Linked DNA regions of Mus musculus: region 2 is linked to region 1. The links are chromatin contacts, found by Hi-C in ENCODE. All regions are on one chromosome and are shown on one strand. Each heading gives the region's core, a stretch centred on a gene start or an enhancer-like site at or near the end of the contact. The rest is flanking DNA. Distances are from core to core; before and after follow the strand shown.

Region 1 (5,422 bases), core at 843-3,342:
TATCTGCAGATGTTTGATTGACACAGTTGTGAGAGGGACTGGACATCAAGAATGGCTAGCACAGAGGGCTACCTTCTCCTCCCTGACAGAATTATCTAGTCCAAAACACAGAGGCCAAGAAGCCTTGATCCTCACTAATCTGAAATTTCGAGGTCACTTACTGAATGCCTACTATGTGGAAGCGCTGACCTGGTTTGGTGCTGGGGGCACAGGTGTTAAGGTGTGGTTACTGTCCTCAGGTTCCTGCGGTCCCCATGGGAACCATGTAACACACCACTGAGCTGCGGGCTCTTACCGTTTGATGGCTTCCATCATGCATCAGTGCACATGCTAAAACCAGTAAATTTAAAGAAGGCAACTTTAAACTAAGAACAGAAAAGAGAAAGAAACCCTACAGTGTTATGATCACAGTTCCCAGGCACAACCCGTTAAACCAGCATTCAGCTATGAAGTTAAGTCATTCAGAAGAACACGATGAGCTTATGATTGTTGTAGAAACAGAGTCCAAGGCAAGCAGAGCACTTCCTGTGGGGCTTCAGCAAGCGATTGTGCACCGAGCATGCGCAGTGGGGCTTCTGCAAGCGCTTGTACACCGAGCATGCGCAGTGGGGCTTCAGCAAGCGATTGTACACCGAGCATGCACAGTTGTAAGCCACTGAAGACCAGGCTCTACATTATGGTGAATGTAGAAAGCATCAACGCTTAGGACAGCACTGGAGGATACACGTGGGTTTTATTCTGCAAGACCATGAGTAGCCGAGGTTAAAAGATGCCCTTCCTCAGCATGAGGAGACTCGCCACACAGTGTTAGAAGATGCAGATTAACTTTCCAGAAACATAGAGGGCCAGAAAACCAGGGTTGAAATGTAGAAATAAGCATTTAATTACAGGACGGGTAATTCAGACATTTGGACTTTATGTGATTGCAGACTTGTCACCTGTCTCTCTGTAATGTCACTTCCTTGGGACACATGAGTTAGTCAGTCAAGGTGAAGGTGGCAGATGCGGACTGTACAACTGTGCAGACGCTGTGACTTAGAGACCTTAAGTTCGGGACCGTGCCTGTGGGAGAGAAAACAACGTCATCTGAGGAACGGCTAACACAGCCTTGGAACCAATCCTGCCCCGTGGGAAGGGCAACACTCGGGCATCTCTGCTCCCCATTCACTGCTTCAGACATTTCCACACTGTGGAGCTCAGTCACTAAAGCAACAACTTGGTATTTCTTTCCAAAGCAAGACAAAGCAAAGAATGTAAAATAATTTTGTTAAAGATTTCACATGGCCTTTGGCTTGGCAAGCCAGGGTCTCATTTTGTTTGGACTCGAACTTGCTATTTTTCAGAGACTGGCTTTGAACTCCTGATACTCCTGCCTCACCTTCCAAGTGCGTGCCGCCACACCTGGCTGTCATATTTCCTTCTAGAGTAGCTTACTTGGGAGTTGGGGAGAGCTCAGTGAATAAGCTGCTTGCCTTGAAAGCACGGGGTTCTTGCCATTCGGGACTTACCTGAGAAGGGCCAGGCGTGGGGGCCTGTGCTTGTAATCCTACCATTGGGTAAATGGAGACAGGCTCTGTGGCCAGCCAGCCTAGCCCATCAGGAGGGCTCTAAGCCAGTGAAATACAGTGTCAATTAAAAAAAGAAGTGAGTGATGTACACCACACACACACACACACACACACACACACACACACCCCAGTGAAGAAAATGGGCTCGCTTATTTGTTTGTAACTAGGTCAAGCGTCCACTAGATGGCACTAAACCCCTACTTCCTAACTCCAATACTCCTAGGAACAGTTAATAAAAAAAACCACTAAAGTGCTGGAAGAGGACAGTCTTGGCGTCCCATGCTCTGAGAGTGAGGAGGCAGGAGGCCAGGATTGTCTGCAGCAGCAGCAGCTGTAAAGTTGAGTCTGAGGCCCACATAGAAGACACTTTCTAGAAAAAAAATAAATAAAAAGAAAAGAAACAAACACCAACTAAAACAAAACCCCAAAAGCAAAACAACAGCAGCTAGCTAGGGAAATGGCTCAGCTGGGAGATTGCTTAAGCAGATGACGGCTATCCCTGGGACCTGCAGTGTGGTTGGCGCTCCTCGCTCAGGTTGCCAAAGGGTCTGGTGCCCTCTTCTGGTCTCTACAAGTACTGCACCTGCATTCAGGAACCCACTTGTGCCCCCACCTTCACCCCCACCCCCAAAGGACTAGAAAGCAAGACTATGAGCGTGAATCATGGGCTTCTGTGATTTCAGTCTGTTTCCTTCTGTTGTGTGAGTGTAAGACTGCTGGCATCCTGCATCTGACTCGGTACAGTTAGCGAGACTCTTGTGGCGACCTGACTTTCTCTTCTGCACACTGCACTTTAATTGTGTGTTTTGATGAAGGCTACCTGTCGATATTGCCAGTAACCACTACATTCTCTCATCCACTCTCTCCACCTTGTGGACCCTGAATTTGATCTTGGCTATCTCACGGTCTTATAAATGCATGAAATATTCTTAGAACTCGGGTCATTTCCCCACAGTGACACCTCTCCTCCCCGGTTATAGGCATCACAACTTGGGAATCAAGATAAGCATATCTTTCCATGGCAGTTTCTACACTTAGATGCTGATGACTGTAAACATATAAGACTGATGTAAACATCATTCATTTAACAGCCTCTTTCGTGCGGCATGATCTTCCCTTTAGCTTAAAAGCCTCTGAGGTCCCGGGAAATCTTTCCTTCAGCATAAGAGCCTATCTGTGGAGTCGTTCTGTTTTGGCTCACACCTTTCTGTTTGCTGGAGGCAGGAGAGGAGATGTTGCAGTCTCTTGGGGTGTGGCTTGCATTCCTCAGACCTGTCACACATGGCTCTGTGTGACATTCCCGTCAGTAGCCCACATCTCATCTGTGAAGAATTAAGGATTAAGAACATTTCTCAGAAGGGGAATTGTGAAGTTAAATGAATGAACTCTCAAAAGCATTTTTAAAGAAACATCACACAAGAGGTTCTGCAAACTCAAATTAGTCCTACTTCTCTTACTTGTGGTGATCTCTCTCCCTTATCTCCTGATTAAAATTCAACCTGCCCTTTAATGGTTTCCTTGAACACCAGGAATAATTATTTTTTTTAATTTTATGCATATGAGTATACTGTACTGTATGTATGTCACTGTTTTCAGACACACCAGAAGAGGTCATCAGATCCCATTACAGATGGTTTGAGCCCCCATGTGGTTGCTGGGAACTGAACTCAGGACCTCTGGAAGAGCAGTCAATGTTCTTAACCACTAAGCCATCTCTCCAGCCTTCAGGAATAATTCTTATATAAATTAGCTCATCACAGATCACTCCATCCCTCCTGTGACCTATGTTATTTACAAATTATTCATTTCTTTCTCCTAGCTCTGGTCAAATTCTGCTTTGTAGTATAGCTGACCTTATTTATGTCTTATTTTCCTTCTGAGGTCACAGGGTTGGTGGCCAGGGATAGGAGTCTTGCCTAAAATAGCACAGGCCACAAAGTTTTCTCCTTAAAGATGCTCTGTTAGTGTTTATTACAAAAGTTCTCTCTCTCTCTCCACCATGCCTGACTTACAATTCAGTTTTTTTCTTTTTTTTTCTTTTTTTTCTTGTATTTTCTTCAATTACATTTCCAATGCTATCCCAAAAGCCCCCCCCCCCCCCACTCCTCTACCCACCCATTCCCATTTTTTGGCCCTGGCATTCCCCTGTACTGGGGCATATAACGTTTGCCTGACCAATGGGCCTCTCTTTCCAGTGATGGCCGACTAGGTCATCTTTTGATACATATGCAGCTAGAGTCAAGAGCTCCGGGGTACTGGTTAGTTCATAATGTTGTTCCTCCGATAGGGTTGCAGATCTCTTTAGCTCCTTGGATACTTTCTCTAGCTCCTCCATTGGGGGCCCTGACAATTCAGTTTTTTAGCATCATGAAATATTTTCCTTTAAAGTCCTAAAATATCCAGGAACTGCCTTAGCACAACTTTTTCTTCCTTCTTTAGCAACATTCTTCTTTATGCATCATTCACTAATTACTTTGATAACTACGGCTGTTACTATATTTGGGGAAGAGACAAAGTAGTAGACTTTGAGGTGTGCATAATTTATTGTTTACAGCTAATGTCTGTGAATGCATGTGGCTGTAAGTTTATTTGGGTGTTTTTCTTTCTCTCTAGTAGTAACTTTTCTCACAGCCATGACACAATACTATCAACAGCAACAGAAGAAGAAATGGCTTATTTTGCTACAGTTGCAGGCTATGGGCCATCTTGGTGGGGACGACAAGGTGGCAGGGCTCTGAGGCAGTCACCCCGAGGAGCAGAGCCAGATGGATGCTGGTGCCGATCTCAGTTTGTCTTTTTATTCAGCCTGGAGCTCTTCAGTCTGTGAGATGTTGTTGCTCCATTCAGGACTGTCTTCCCTCCTCAGTAAACCTCTCTGATTGTAAACCCAGTCAGGCCCACAGTGACGGCCCATGTCATCTTTTTTCCTCCCTCCCTTTTTAACATTATTAGTTTGTGCTTTGCTGACTGATGGAGATGACTGGCAAGCAGACAAAGACAGGGATGTGTGACTTTTACCCACACAGACCTGTGGACATCATGGGTCTCCATAGGCTTGTGGCTCAGTCTCACATGTCCACAGATCTGGGGCTCAGTCAGACTTCAAAGACTTGGGACTCAGTTATGCATTTCCATAGTTTTGGGCTCAGCCATAGGCTTCACAGACTGGGGGCTCCATCATAGAGTTTCCCCCTCATTTTGTAGACAAGGACTCCCAGTTCTCTGGGACTGGATGACTTTTCCCAAGGCCCGAAGCTTTAAAATAAAAGGCCTGGGTGCTCTTGATAGGGTTTAGAGTGTGGCATGGTCTGTGGTAGAACATGGGCAGCACCGCCAAGGGCAGAAGCTGTTTTGTGTTGGGCTTGGTTGGGTGGATTCTCGTTTCTGTTTACATCCTGCTTATGTGTGAGCCATGGCTCTGAGCTTGGATTTACTATTACCTGGAACTAAGTATTCTAATTCATCAAATGTAACCCTTTGATACAGCTTTAGATACAGTCTGGCTAACTTTGCATTGGTTACATTTCTGTTACTAGATAAGATACTCCAACACAGGCAGCTTAAGGAAAGAAGGTTTATTCTGGTTTACCTGTTTCTGGCTACATTCCATCATGGCAAGGATGTCACAGTGGCAGGAGCTCACTATGGCTGGCCACATCCACAGTTCAAAACAGCTTGCTTCTTAGTTTTAGGTGGTCCAGGATCAAGACCCAGCAATGTTGTCTCTTACTTTAGTGGACTCTTCTCCGCCACACTGGCGAGGTCAGAGGCTAAACTAACCTGGGTAATCCCTCACAGGTGTGCCCAAAGGCTTGCGAGTCCGGATTCTGCCAAGTTGTGGATCACTACTGACC
Region 2 (5,604 bases), core at 1,519-4,018, 230 kb before region 1:
GTTTGTACTACATGAAAAACAAAAATTTTTTTAAACTGTAAATTATCAGAAATGTATTCTTCAAGATTCAAGTTGTAACCTTGTTGCTTAAATTTGTTTGTTTTTGGGGCATGATGGATCTCAGCATAAGAGAGGCAGAGACAGAGGCACTCAGATCTGTCAGTTTGAGGCCATCCTGGAGTATGTGGACAGTTCTAGGCCAGCCAGAGTTACATAAGATTCTGCCTCAAAAGAAGCAAAACTAAAAAGCATTGCATTTAAGTAATTTGAGAATATAAGTTCACACCATTCACAAACTAAACATATGTTCTCACTAGTCCTAACCCCTGAAGCCTCATTTAGTATTTCCAATCAATAAACATTTCTATTGTTTTGCTGTCATTATTTCAATGTAAAATTCTGAATTGTCATTGAAAAGCTAACCTGGTTGGCTTTCTAAGTTGCAGTGTTCTATTTAGCAGCACTGTCATAAGAAAGAAAAATATAAATGAAGCTTACTCAATACAGCAGCTAGTGTTCTGTCTTGTAAATTCATTCAAGACCCATTATTAATCTGTTCAAAAATATTTATTGAAAAACCAACTCCATGACAAGTACTGTATATATTATAGAAATGAACATGGAGTTTCCAGATGGCAGAACAAATGTTAATATTGCTCTGTGTTCCAATCTACTTTAGCTCTTAAGAGCTGAAAACAATCCACTGTAACTCCCTAGCCACATATGGGGTTTGTTTGCATCATCTAAAAGTCTCTTGAGTTTATGACATCTTTCTAAGCTCCTAGAATAGTTCTTTGTAAACACATTCCCTGTAGACACAGTAGGCATACATATTAACTCAATTATCAGTACTCCTAAGACTATATCGTATCCTTAACATCCTAACTATAGGACCTACATGAATATGCATACTTAGGAGATGAGCTTCTACACAGCATTATTAAGATTTGTAAAACCAAAAAAATTTAAATTAAAACAAGAAAGACTTGTAAAATTACAAAAGTATTTTCTTGGGAGAGGTTGGCTGGCAGCCCAGGGAATCTTTGCAAAACAGAATGTACCTTGGTGACTTCATCAACATTTAAGAGATAGCCCCTCAACTTTAAAACTACTTTATTTACACAGAATAGACTAGTCTTCCCACTAGTAGATACACAATTTCAATGTACTCTCAAAAATGATGAATTACCAAGAAGCCTTGTTATAACATTCCTGTTTAAAAAACACTGTCCAGAGAACTAGGTATTTAGATTTTTTTTTTCAGCAGGCATATACTGTGTAGGCTCTTCTACATCAAACTACAACCAGAATGACACTAAGAGATTTTAATTACCAATGGAAAACTGTTGCACTATTTTTGTTGTTGTTGTTTTGGTTTGGTTTTTTTTTTTCGAGACAGGGTTTCTCTGTGTAGCCCTGGCTCTCCTGGAACTCACTCTGTAGACCAGGTGGCCTTGAATTCAGAAATCCGCCTGCCTCTGCCTCCCAAGTGCTGGGATTACAGGAATTAAAGATGTGGGTCACCATTCCAGGCTCAGTATTTAGTTTTCCATTCATGTACAATTAAGCCAGAATAACAGCCAGAGGCGACAAAGTTAGAGAAGCTAGCAGTTTTCAGGAGCTTTTGTTGTAGATTTTGATTACTGGGCTGTTTTTTTTTTTTGTTTTTAACGCCAATCTGGTCTCCACAGTGTGCAGGTCAGCCAGAGCTACACAGTGAGACCATCTCAAAACAAAACAAAAATCCCTCTTGTGTACATTCACTGTTCTGTGGTACTGTGCTGTAAGAGCTTCACTCCACCTATAAGAGCCTCTTAGGGAAGATCGTAAAGCAGACTTAAACAAATGCAAAGAAACGGAGAGGCCAGGATCTGGCCTCTTCTAGACGTTACTCTCCAACCATTGGTGCTGGAGTCGCCAAGAGCGGAGGGAGGAGTGAAGGCCTACAGAAAGCAAGGCAAGCTCACGCCCTGGTCACTCATACACCAACCTACAAACACTCAACACTTTGTTGTGGTCTTTTGTGTTTTGTTTTCTGAGATGGGCTATCAAACTGGAGCTCAGGCTGGCCCGGAGCTCGCTGCAATCCTCCTGTCTCAGCCTCAGAGGTGGAATCACAGGAGAAATCCGTTTGGCAGGTTGAAATTGAAACGCGAGGGAGGGATACACACAAAAGTGCTTAGGCGTGTGCTGCCCCACAAAGGAAGTTCTAGAAGCATCCCTGGAACTTGAGTACTCGCTTCCTGGCTACCTGGCCGCAGACCTTGAGTCTCCTCAGGAGAGGCCGTCGTCGGGTCCCCTCCTTATTAGCGGCCACTCGTTCCCTTCCTCAAGTTCGCACCTCACCAGAGGCCCCGGGTCCCATGGCTCTCAGGAGAGACTGGCAGGTCCCACATCCTCTCAGGAGAGACCCCCGGGTCCCACCTCCCTTAGGAGAGACTGGCGGCTCCGACCTCCCCTCAGGACAGGCCCCCGGGTCCCGCCTCCCCTCAGGACAAGCCGCCCGGCCCGGTCTCCCCTCAGGACAGGCCCGTCTCCTCAGACCCCGCCCTGTGGACTACGTGAGACCCAGGCCTCACGGGGTGCGCCGCCCGCGGCGACCTCAATCTGCGCGCTCCCCGGGGCCTTGCCTCGCCCCTTCCTCCTCTCTCCGCGTCAGGAAAGCAAGGCTGGCGAGCAGAGGAAAGCCCTCACCGAGTTCACAGCGTCCTGCAGCTGAGTGAGTCTATCCGCCATGTTCACCACGCACGCAAGGGTGCGCAAAAGCTGCTAGAGCGCGAGCGATTGGCCAATTTATGACGCCTCCGGACCAATCACAGGCCTTCCTCCTTGAGGGGCGTGGTTAAGGAAGCATGCTGCCGGGGAGGGGCGGGGCCAGCCTGCGGGCCTGCTGACGTCAGGCGGGTGGGATCCAGGGCTGGTGTGGGGGAGGAGGGACGCGTGCAGGCTGAGCTGCTACGGGTTCGCGTTTACGCTGGACCGAGCCTGTGAAGGGAAGGTGCTTCCTCCATTCTGTCTGTTAGCTCTGACGAGGCTATGCCTCACGGTGTAGTCCTGGCTGGCCTGGAATGTGTTTTGTTTGTGAGGGGTTTTGTTTTTGTTCGTTCGTTTCTTTGTTTTGTTTATCTGGAACACTTGTTTTCCTTTGCTTTTACTTTGCAGGTATACCACAAAGCATACTCGCAGCCCGCCATTCACAACATTTAAATTCGAGAAATTAACATTCTCCAGGAAATCAAAATGGCTAGAAAAGGGTGGCTAATTAGTTTGGGGCAGGAGGTGCTTACCCAACTGGAGACTAGATTAGTGCTTTAATTCTGAGTGGGAGTGCCTGGGGGAAATGGAAAGCATTAAACAGCTCTGTGATGAGGAACGGGTGATAAGTAAAGTGAAAAGGAGGAAGAAGAGCATTTGAAGGTAGGAGGTGCAAACTCTGTAGACCAGGCTGGCCTCGAACGCAGAAATCTGCCTGCCTCTGCCTTCCAAGTGCTGGGATTAAAGGTGTGCGCCACCACGCCCGGTCTAGGCAGGTTCGATCTTAAGAAAGATCAGCTTCAGAATGTAAATTTAGAACTGGGGCTTCCTGACAGTTTTCCGTGTGAAGGGTGATAGCAGAAAGGTCATTTCTGTTAGCCTGGGGATATTCTGATGGGAAGTGAGTCCTGAATCTGCAAATACCTGGTTTGTGGAACTCAGACAAACTGTTTATCATAGTTTCCAAGATGATCATTTCTGGAGTTGGAGGTGGGTGGGTATGTGAGCCTGTTTTTTGTTGCTACAACTGAATAGCACAGACAAGCAATTACAAAGAACGTTTACTCCCTACAGTGTTCTGGAGGCTGGGAAGTCCACTATCAAGGTGGACTGTCATCGTGAGAGAGCCTTCTTGGTGAATCCTAACAGAGGAGGACATAACAGATGAGGAGGTTGGGAGGTATCCACCAGAGAAGACTCCTCAGATGTGGTTTAAGCCAACAGATAGTCATGATTAGCCAGCCATCGACTATACTGGGTATTCAGGATCCCAGCCTTCCTCAGGGTGAACTTTCTAGCACAAAATTCGTATCTTGAGTTGACATGACTCAGTTAACAAAAATAGTTGGGTAGAAGTGTAACTACAGAAACCAAAAAGCAAGGTTAGTACATTTACAGACTTTCCCAGAACTATGGACTTTGATATGGACTTTTATTTTCGTTTTGGCAGGTGGTGCTGCCTACATCCTCAGTTTTATGATACTTCATCGTAGAGTAAGTTGTGCTAAAATCCGGGCCTGTTACAAGGCAGGGCAAGAGAGCACACGTCAATCACATTATAGCCCATCAACATGAATGGGCCCTTAAGGGGACCTGAAGATCCCAGTCACTTTCCAAAGGTCTCAAATCCTAGTAACACATGACTTTGGGATTTAAAATTCTAGTAGATGGAATGGCATTTTGAAATCGAGGAAATAATTTTGAGGATCTCAGCTTCTGGGATATTTTTTCCCACTCGTCTATAGGAAGTTCCACTTGTGTTTCACATCTGTCTTCATTTCCACCAACAGTGTACTTTACCACTGTGGTCAAACTGGGAACCTCCACAGGTCTTGCACTTCCTCTTACAAATGAAATTGACAGTTAGGTTTGGTAGCACTTGCCTTTAATCCCGGTACTTGTATCTCTGAGTTTGAGACTAGCCTATTCTATACATCACGTTCCAGGGCAGCCAGAGCTACATAGTGAGACCATGTCTAAAAAAACCCCAAAAATCTGGATGGGTTAGTGCACATCTTGCACACAGACATACACACAGACAAAACTCCCCTATATAAAATAAATTTAAAAAATTTCTCTACACAAAAGCAAAAAAATAAAAGAGCAGACAGAAAAGAATGAAAACATTTTAAAATTATTTATTGTGTGTGTGCATTATGTTTGTGTGTGTGATATGTATGTGTGTATATGTCACAACGTGCATGTGAAGGTCGTAGAACATTGTAGAATTGTTCTCTATTATAGGTGAGTCTTAGGGATTGGACTTGGGTTGTCAGGCTTGTTCTGCAAACACCTTTACATGCTGAGCACCCGTGCCATCTTGGTTAAACACTTCTGAAAGAACACTTAAAACAGATGGTTACTGATAGGCTGCAACTTATCCCACTTGGTAAAGAGTCTGAGGTTGCCAGCCCCATAGAAGAGAGCTGCCTGAAGTACAGGAGCCACCTCAAGACATCCTATGCTGCAATGGGGCCTCCTCAAGACAACCCATGCTGCAATGGGGCCTCCTCAAGACATCCCATGCTGCAATGGGGCCTCCTCAAGACATCCCATGCTGCAATGGGGCCTCCTCAAGACAACCCATGCTGCAATGGGGCCACCTCAAGACATCCCATGCTGCAATGGGGCCTCCTCAAGACAACCCATGCTGCAATGGGGTCACCTCAAGACAACCCATGCTGCAATCCCAAGATTCTTAGCCAAAATTTACTCATGTCCCTGAGCCTTCTGCCAGGTCCACCTACTTCAGCCAAAGCCCCCAACCACTGGACTTATCTGTGGACTGTTTGAAGAGTCCTGTTAAAGCAATGAGTCTGTGTTAGCTTTTTGATAGTGTAGTATGACTTG

Evidence for each region. A loop is a pair of places that touch in the nucleus more often than their neighbours do.
Region 2: a map of v-Abl transformed pro-B cells shows a loop between it and region 1 (4-fold over the local background). The contact joins the promoter of Med21 here to the enhancer-like site in region 1. A Hi-C loop is called at or near these places in 3 of 37 maps with a recorded cell type or tissue (CH12.LX and v-Abl transformed pro-B cells).

What each region holds. Positions count from the first base shown.
Region 1 is chr6:146,406,726-146,412,147 of GRCm38, reverse strand. The region is part of intron 9 of Itpr2 (inositol 1,4,5-triphosphate receptor 2); the gene reads left to right. Among named protein-coding and RNA genes, the nearest start is that of Itpr2, 93 kb to the left of the region's middle. Within about 2 kb of position 2,092, at least 1 of the 3 ENCODE cell types and tissues checked has a DNase peak (open chromatin) inside an H3K27ac peak, as active enhancers do.
Region 2 is chr6:146,639,743-146,645,346 of GRCm38, reverse strand. It overlaps Med21 (mediator complex subunit 21), which reads right to left and starts at 2,768. Exons shown (of 4, transcript NM_025315.3): 1 at 2,695-2,768. The coding sequence starts at 2,736.